Regions from separate parts of the Homo sapiens genome. Here region 1 is linked to region 2. Evidence: chromatin contacts called from ENCODE Hi-C data. All regions are on one chromosome and are shown on one strand. The core of a region is the stretch at or near the end of the contact, and the rest is flanking DNA. Distances in the headings are between cores, read along the strand shown.

The links. A loop is a pair of places that touch in the nucleus more often than their neighbours do. Pooled maps may share reads with other maps.
Region 1: a map with no recorded cell type shows a loop between it and region 2 (8-fold over the local background). The contact joins two enhancer-like sites. A Hi-C loop is called at or near these places in 1 of 168 maps with a recorded cell type or tissue (gastrocnemius medialis), 1 of 37 single-sample maps with no recorded cell type and 4 of 50 pooled maps.

The regions. Positions count from the first base shown.
Region 1 is chr10:79,081,307-79,085,907 of GRCh38, reverse strand. All of the region lies in intron 1 of ZMIZ1 (zinc finger MIZ-type containing 1), which reads right to left. Among named protein-coding and RNA genes, the nearest start is that of ZMIZ1, 15 kb to the right of the region's middle. RefSeq lists a silencer at 573-642, enhancers at 1,367-1,486, 989-1,558, 1,559-2,130 and a cis regulatory region at 1,263-1,763. Within about 2 kb of position 1,832, at least 31 of the 41 ENCODE cell types and tissues checked have a DNase peak (open chromatin) inside an H3K27ac peak, as active enhancers do; they include gastrocnemius medialis, where a contact is called at or near this core.
Region 2 is chr10:79,265,009-79,269,385 of GRCh38, reverse strand. All of the region lies in intron 7 of ZMIZ1 (zinc finger MIZ-type containing 1), which reads right to left. Among named protein-coding and RNA genes, the nearest start is that of PPIF, 80 kb to the left of the region's middle. RefSeq lists a cis regulatory region at 2,440-3,296 and enhancers at 2,733-3,692, 4,059-4,108. Within about 2 kb of position 3,070, at least 36 of the 41 ENCODE cell types and tissues checked have a DNase peak (open chromatin) inside an H3K27ac peak, as active enhancers do; they include gastrocnemius medialis, where a contact is called at or near this core.

The sequences.
Region 1 (4,601 bases), core at 583-3,082, 180 kb after region 2:
CTGCCCCAGGGGTTTCATCCAACTCCAACCCTAGAAAGCCAGGGAGCAGTGGTAGGCGGGAAAGGCACGTTGTGATGGCCACTCAGGTCCCTGGCCACTGGGCACAGCTCAGAAACAGAGGGAGAGGCACTTCTCATTCCCAGAATAAGAGTCTCATTCTGAAAAGGTTTGGGCTTTTGCTTCCTGAAAAAGAGGTTCTCAGGGGCATCTCTTGGGCTGAAGCCTGTTGCCTGCTGCTGGTAATCCTAACAAGCGTGTTTATTGGGCTCTGGAGATCACAAGCTGCCTTCCTCTGTCTCCCCTCCTGGTGGCCATGGGAGGCGGGCACCCTCTGCCCATTTTTCAGATGAGGAGGCAGGCCCAGAGAGCCATGGAAGGCCTCTCATCCCAGGTCACTCTTTCTGGGTCTGGTGCAGGCCAGACGGCACCTGAGTGCCAGGCAGGAGTCAGGGTGGGGCGTTATGCGGGCTGAGGCCTCTGCCCACTCTGCCCAATGGCATGTGCAAATGGCAGGTGGGAACTCAACTGCGGGCCTGGCGTCACGCTGGGCATGTTGGCCCCTTGACCCCCACCCCCAGCTTGAGGAGGCTACATCCGAGCCCTGGTGACTGGTGCTGAGCCCCCAGAACCAGCCTGCCCAGGTGCTGCAGGGTTGCAGAGGAGGGTGCCAGCAGCCAGGCTGTGGTTTTGTGCTTGGCTAACTCTTGGCTTCTGAGCAATGAAGTGGAGAGAGAAGAGACACAGTAAGAACATGGTGCCCACCCACTCAGCCCTGCCACCACAGGCAGCAGGCAGCCTCTGGGGCCACCACAGGACCTGTGGCCCTCAGAGCACAGGCCGGGATCTACATGGCACGGCACCAGAATGCGGAGCGGGCAGCGTCCGGCAGAGCCAAGGGCCCCTGGCAAGCACTAGCTCCTGCCACCTTCAAGGTGAAGAAAGGAGACCCAGGGGCCTGTGCAGGTTCAGGCCAGAGTGAGCCGGCCTGGATTATCCCTACCAACCCACCCTCCTGCTGCCTCATTCCCCCACCCCCACCCCACCACCCTGGAAAGCAGGACTTCCCTCTTTGTGCCTCTGCAAGTCACAAGAATCCCAGTTCAATCATCAACGGCCAGCCCAGCCGCTGACCCTAGGATTCTGGAGTTGCTTGACTCAGGCAGCTATGTTCTTGGAGAGAGGTCAACAAAATAGGGAAACTGAGGCTCAAAGAGGGCAAAGGACCTGCCTGTGTTCATACGGCAGGATTGGAGGCACAAGGATACAGAACGTTAGAGCAGACAGTCAAGCAGTCCCAACACCTGCATCTTATTGATGGGGTAAGCTGAGGCTCAGGGATGGGAAAGAGCCTGTCCGAAGTGACTTTGAATTAATAAGAACCTCAGCATGGCCATCTTGGGTTGATCCCGTGTGGCCAAGATAGAGCTGCCCTCTTTGACCCCAACCTCAAGTTCAGGAAGTTGCAACACTTCCTTGTTTCCATAGTAACCAACTACTGCTCCAGGAATACACTGAAATGTTTTTGTTCCCTCCTCTGTGCTGGCCCTGGGCCAGGCTGTGAGGACACAGAACAGAAAGAGGAGGTGTGAAGGAAGGCACAGACCCAGCCCCACGCAGTTGATCCCTTGCAATAGAGTGTGGGAGGGAGAGGAGTAGAATTTTCAGTGGAGAAGAAATCCTCAGTGCCTGAGAGTGTCAGGGGAGAGAGTTCAAAGATGGCAGCTTTTGAGCTGGGCTCTTAAGGATGGGTAGGAGTTCACCTGACTGAAGAGTGGAGGTGGAGGACTTAGCATATGCAAAGGCCTCGGGATAGAGGATGACTAACATGTTGGGAAACTATGGTGCATAGAGTGGAGTGTATGAACATGCAGGGGATGAATGCCAGGGAATCAGCCAGAGGGGAGGAGAGAGACCAAATGCAGAATATCAGAATTCCAAGGGTAGACAAGGGTATCAGGAAGACCCACTATGCCTCTATTTTTCCAACTGTTAAAAGGCCACCTTATGACAGAGTGGCTGAGGCACAGGAATTGACAAGCACAAAAGGAGAAGGGCTCAGACTCCCAGGACACAGCAACTTGAGCCAGTTCTCTAGCTCAGCCTGTTTCACGGAGGTGGACAGGCATTCCCAGTGGGCTCCTGGCCACAGCCTCAGTCAATCTTTAAAATACATTCAGGATCCGACCTTGTTTCACTACCTCCACTGAACACTCTGGTCCAAGCCGCCAGCATCCTTTCCTGGGTTCCTGTAAATGCTGCCCAGATGGTCTCCTTGTGGCCACCCTTGTCCCTTCAGTCTATTCTCGGCTCATCAGCCAGAGATCTTAGAGGGACACATCTGATAGCCTCAGTCCTTTACTTAAAATCCTTCAGTGGCTTCCAAATCACTGAGCATGAAGTCAGAAGCCCTTCCTGTACTTGATAAGGCTCTCTGTCCCTTATCACCTGGTCCCTGATCACTCTGTTGACTTCCTCCCCACTCTCTCCTTCCCTCACTCCATCTAGCCACACTGGCCTCCCTGCTTTTCCCAGACCACGCCAAACAAGCATCTGCCACAGGGCCTTTGCACATGCTGTTCCCACTGCCTGGAGAGCTCTTCTCCCAAATGTTCATGGAGTTCACTTCCCTGTCTCCCTGAGGTATGTGCTCAAATGCAGCCTCTTCAGAGAAGCCTTCCCTGACCACACCACCTAAAGAAGCCCCATCACCCACTCATGTCCCTATATCACCTTATCCTGGTTTATTTTTCTTCAAAGCACTGATTATAACTCAGGCATGATGTCATGCATTAAGTTGTTGACCTGCTGACTGTCTCGCCTACTAGAATGTAAGCAGGGCCCCTGTCAAATTCACCAATGTATCCCCAGGGCCTGGAAGAGTGCCTGGCACATGGAAGGTGCTTGATAAACTTGACAAAGGAATACATGAATCCACCTTCCTTGGGTAGCTGGGCGAGGGGAGGCACAAAAGGACCCCAGACTCTGCCCTCCCCAGGGCCAGAGTGCTGGGGACTCAAGCCCAGCCAGGAAGCCTTGTTCTCAGGCTGGCACGAGGCCCCACCAGCAGGACCCTCCCAGCCCATTCAGTGCATGGGCTCCCCAGAACTGGAAGTGACGCAGGGCCTGGCAGAGGTCTAGAGGAGCCCTGAGGGAAAAGTAGCAGTTGCTACTCTGCCCATTGTCCCCCATCGTCCTTCACTCCACACAAAGCCTGGGAAGGCCAAGGACAGCCTCGGGCGCAAAGGGTGAAAGTAGGGGGAGACCAAGCCAGTGAGGCTGGGAGGACATGGGATCCTGCCTGCAGCTCTGCAGCTGGATTCCTTCCCTCTCTGGCCTCAGGGCTCTAATCTGGGAAATGGGATGAGAAGGGCATTAAGTAGACTGGCTGCCCAGGTCCCTCCTGCTCCAATAGTTTGGGCATCTTTGGGTCTTAGGGGCCTGGAAGGGATCACACCAGGCTGCATCTCAGACCATAAATTCAAGCCATGGTCTAGGCCACCAAATGAGCCTGATGAGCCAAAAAGCTGGGCGTGGGGTCTCAGGTGGGCTCCTGAGGACCCTGTTGCCACCCAAGGCGGAATGCAAGGCAGCCCCATATAAGCCAGGAAGTGAGAGAAAGTGTCCTGCTATAGGGCAGCGGCCCCCAGGCTGGAGGAGCCAGCTGTCTTACCAAGACCATAGGCACCGAGTGCCTGCCCCCAGGACGAGTGTTTCTGGTGGGCACAGCCAGAGCCGAAAGGCCCAGCCGCTTTGCAAAATGAGGAAGGTGAGTCCCAGGCCAGGCCAGTGCCACTGCCACAGCCATGGAGGCACCTCTCCTGTGCCTTACTCCAGCAAAGGGTTTCTGTGGAGTAACAGGCAGGGCTGGGCACTGGCTAGATGGTGGGAACACCTGGATTTTAGCTCCAGCTCTGCCAGGGACTTGTCGTGTGACCTCGTCCCCTCTGGGGTTTGACTCAGCATCTAAATGAGAAGGTTGGCCTGGATGGTCTCCAGGGCCTTTCTGTGCTGCCATTACCATCATTGCACATGGTAATGAAACATTACACTCCCCGATGCAGTGATACTGGACAGCATGCAACGTGCTGGCCTTCCCCTTGGACTCGTGCGACAGCCCCCAGCGATGCTGGCAGGAGGAGGCCAGAAGTTCTGTCTCTAAATCCAGCGCTCCTTGCACAGAGCCCAGGTCTCAGGGGCCTGTAGACACTTAGGCAAGATGCGCCTAAGTGGCAGGGGGCAGGGCCAGGCAGAGAGGAGCTCAGTAAGGAGCTGGGTGCTGGTCCACAGGGGAGGAAGCACTATTCACAGCCCCTGGCTACCTCCAGTGAGGGGGCTCTGGCTGCAGTGGCAGGCGAGCATGCTGCAAGAGGCTAGGAAGACAGACGGCCTTCTCAGCCTCCTGGAATGTCTGACCCTGCTTGAAAAGCAGAAGCCAGACCACTTTCTTCCCCTAGGGCCCCAGTGAGCCACTGTTGTGGCCTCCCCAGCCTACTGCCACGTCTTACAACCTGGGCTAAGCTATTTTCAGGTCAGGTCTCAGGTCTCCAAGCTGCCCAGACTCTTACCAGAGGCAGAGATAATAAGGCCCAGGGGATATAAGA
Region 2 (4,377 bases), core at 1,821-4,320:
GCCCAGGAAGAGGCCTGCGAAGCAATGGCAGCAGCATCTTGAAGCAGGGCCCTCTCATCCTCAAACCATGCCCTGGCAGGTGGCAAGTGGGATTCATGATTCCAATAAAAATATGAATGATACATTTTCAGATGCTTCCATCCCATGAGCTTACAAAAGGCCACACAAGACCCTCTGAAGTAGCAGCAGCAGTGAGAGTGGCGCCACTCCGCAGCGGGGGAGACTGGGCATGGGAGCTGCAGGGGCTTGCCTGTTGAGTCAGGGGCAGGAGAGCCAGGCCCCCACACTGGTCCTCACACTCTCCCCTCTGACATGTCGCAAGTTCCTGCTCCCACATCCACTAGAATCCCAGGGAGCACCTCGAGCTGCCTCAGGAAGACGGGCCCCTCCCTGTCCCACCCGCTGGTCACCACATCCTGATGATCTTTGCAGTCTGTTCCCTTTGCTCCTTGCCTGCTCCAATCCAATCACCTTCTGCAGCCCTGCCGGTTCTCCTCTGAATTATGACAACAGCATCCTGTCATTCCTCTCCATCTCCAAACCTGCCTCCTGCCAACCTGCCCTCTGCAACGCGGTCAGAGGACTTCTTCCACCCATGCATTCTGATTACCTCTTTCCAATCTGTATCCCCAGAGGCTGCACAGGGCCTGGTAGATGGCAGTTGCTTGATGGATGCAGACACGAATCTTGGGCCACACTACCCAGGGGAATGCCATGGTGCTCCGTAGCGACAGCATGAGCCCCTGGGGCCACGATCGGATTTGGGGGCTTCACTTCTACAACCCTGGCACCCAGCACGGCGTTTAGCACATGCTATGCAGCCAACAGATGACTAACACACTGACATGAATCACAGCTAGAAATAACCCAATATGCTGAGACGACTGGGAAGGAAGGACAGACACTGAGACCCGGACAACTGGAGCAGCATCTGTGACCAGGCGCTCAGCGGCCTTTAAACCTACCAGCAGCTCCCCATTCCTGGGGGCAGGAAACCAGCTTCAGAAACAGGGTTCTGAAAGGAATCTCATCACGAATGTGTCCAGAGACTGGTGCTGTCCTCAAATAAAACCTACAACTGAGTCACATGACACATGTTTCATGACATGCACAGCCACCCCAGTCACGGGGAACAGGAGGCAAGCAGTTCACAGCAGCAACAGTTCATACAGCGTGGGGGCCAGCCACAGCCCTGGTCGTCCTCTGCTCAGGGGCCGGCGCTGCTGTTCATGTTAGTGAGATGTTCCCAGCATCTCACCCAGGGCTCCCTGGAGATAGTGCTGCTCCTTCTGCTCCTGGGCCCAGGCCGTGCTCCCCTACCCTCTGATCCTCCTCTTTCAGCTCCCAAACACAGGGTCCTGGGACCGGGGAAGCCTGGGAGTTCAAGGCAATGGGGTCTCCTGAATATCCCTGGGACCCCAAGTTCTATAGCCATGCACAGAAAAGAAGTGGTGGTGAGGGCTTGGGAGGGGCGGGAGAGTGCAGCAGACACAGGGGTTTGAGTCAACACGGGCCTGGACTCCTCATCAAATCTCTAAAATGGACAGACACTAAGAGGAACCTCTCCTGCTCACTGGCCTGGTGTGAGGAACCATGAGGTGAAGGAAGGGCCCCTTTGTCAACACAAGTGAGAGACGGCCCATCTCACACCAGAGTCCCACCTGGAAACCAAAAGCAGTAATATGCTGTCTCCTGCCTCCAGGAGGCAGAGTGACCAAGAACACAAGCTCTGGAGCCAGGCTGCCTGGGTTCAAATCCCAGCTCAGCCACGTAGCAGCTGTGTGATCTTGGGTAAGTTACTTTAGCTCTCTGTGCTTTGGTTTTCCCTTCTGCAAAATGGGGATAATAAGTAGCACCTACCACCTAAATTACCATGAGGATTAAGTAAGTTACTATACATAGAATGTTGGTACAATACCAGGCATGTAGAAAGCATTACATGGGAATAAACTGTTAGCAGTGTTGCTGTAGTATACATGTTCCCTTGGGATGCAGAGGGTGCTCCATTTCTCCACCTAAGTACTGTAGAAAATTGCTCAAATAAAATACAATTTCTTTCACCCATCTCCAAGAAAATCATGCAGATGCTCAGGAGTGCCCAGCCTCACACCACCCCTTCACACTGGGTGCTCCCTGGGGCAGACAGTGCCCCCTTCCCTACTGGACTGGGTGCTCCCCTAGCACCCAACTGTGCCCACATCCAGACACCCCAGGCCCTCACAGGGCCACCCCGACAGGCACTCATTTCTGACTCTGCTCTCAGGCCAAGCAGTGCCAGGAGGCTGGTCTAGGCAGACCCCTTCCTCCTCTGGAGTGTGTGGGTACAGGGGCTGGGGGGACTTTGCAGCTGTCCTCTCCACAATAGGAGGCCTGGGCGGTGGGCAGAGCCCAAGCCCCTCCTCAGCCCCATTCCACTGTGTCCAGAAGGAGGTGGGAGACGGGCAGGAACTAGGATTCCTACTCTGGCTGATTTACTCAAAGCAGGAATGAGTGGTCTGACTCATGAGCCCTGAGAACAGAACTAGCCGCAGAATTGTTACTCTGCCCGGCTGGAGGCTGGGGCTCTGGGGCTGGACTTCCTGCCTGTAGACCCGTCACTGCTGGGTGCCCCAGAAATAGGAAAAGGGGCCTCCTCCCTGCCAGCTCTCTTGGGTCATCTCCCAGGAGGAAATAGCACAGGAAGCACATGACCACAGAGACTCACAGTCCTCGGACCGGGGGCAGTGACTACTGGGCCCCAGGAGACCAGGGTTGGCTCTAGCGAGACCACCGCACCATCAGTGCAGCCTCAGGGCCATGTGTGTGCTTCTGTAAGATGGGGCACCCCTTCTGGCCCGACTCACCCTGCTGTGGATGAGGATCTAACCGGGCCGTGGGAGCACACAACCTTTTGGTTCTCCCAGCCGTGTGGTTCTTCCTACTTCATTCAAACCTCCCAAGACCCAATTAGGACCCTGCCAAGGATTACACTACCTGTATTTTACAAAAGGGAAATCCAGGCCCAAGAAGGGGTGATTCAAACAGTCACTCCACAGGACAACGGCCCCGCCCACTGCTGGTACGCGAAGGCCCCACTTTCATGCCCATAATTCTGTGACATCATGTCTGAGAGCAGGCATATCCCCAGGAGACAGCTCTGTGCCTCCTGCCTGCCTCCCACTCCTAAGACTTGGTGCCAACCCCAGCTTCTTGAACCTCCTGTGTGACTGTGGGCAACTTCCTCCCGTCTCTGGCCACATGTAAAAGACAGGGGGTGGGCACTGCTCTCTGAAGTCTGTGGCCCCCTGAATCAGCCCTGGCCTCCAAGTGGGGTCACGTTTCTCAGGGCGCAGGCCAGTCTTGACCTTGCATGACTTCTTCTCAATCTTGCAGGTGATATGGGGTGAGCTGTCTGTCTGCACACTTGGGGTGGACTGCCTCTCCACACCGCTAGCAGGGATTACAGATGGAAGGGGCTCCAGAGAGCTCACCCTGTTGGGCTGCTCCGTTGATCAAGGCCAAAGCCCAGAGAGTAGAGTGGATTCGCTGAGGTCAAACAGCCGATGCTTGCAGGACTCTGAGGGTGACAGGGTCCTAGGAGAGTGGATGGGTGGGGAGCACCCTGTGGTCTCAGCTGCTGGGGCTGCTGAGGGGCTAGGCCTTCTCCTTGGTTATAGAAAACATCACTTCTGGGGCATTGTGAGTTGGACTCTGGTGACCCTGACAGCTGACCCCTGGAACCTACATCAGAGAGGTTTTCCTTGGGGGAAAATCTCAGTCTCCGGCAGACTGATGGTATTGCTGCCTCAGCACCATCAGTAGCAAGCTGAACTGAGTTTCAGCTCCTCCTGAGTTTTCTAGATCATTCCCATGTTCTGCTCCCTGTACCTCTATCACCATCACTTGTGGGTAAGAAAGGCCAAAAAAAAAAAAAAAAAGAAAAGAAAAAAAAGGAGTTGTCTGCTGGCGCTTGGGCTGCGAGTGACCCTGTCCGTCTCTGCTGCCCCCACCCCCGGTCCCCACACAAGCTGAAGCCCTGTGCATAGGGAGGACTGGCTAGTTGGGTGGTGCAGGTGGCCTGGGATCTGCAAGCAGGCTCCCGGCCCAGCTCACCCTGCCCTACCTGCTTCCCTGTGCTGGGCAGGTCCTGCCTTCTCAGGTCCTGTGGTCCAGTCTGGCCTGAGAGAGGGCCTACAGCCTGTCCCTCCCTCTAGGAACACTCCTCGCACGCCCGCCCCCTCTCCCCAAGGGCTGCCCGGGTTGTCAGGAGCTGGGAACTGGGAGCCTCGAGGCGTGTGAACTCACCCTGGGAACTGAACTCCAGGGAACCTCAGAGCCGTCAGGGCTAGTTTTGTCAGTGCTGTTTCCCAAACCGGTTTGGCCATGCCTCACCCAGTG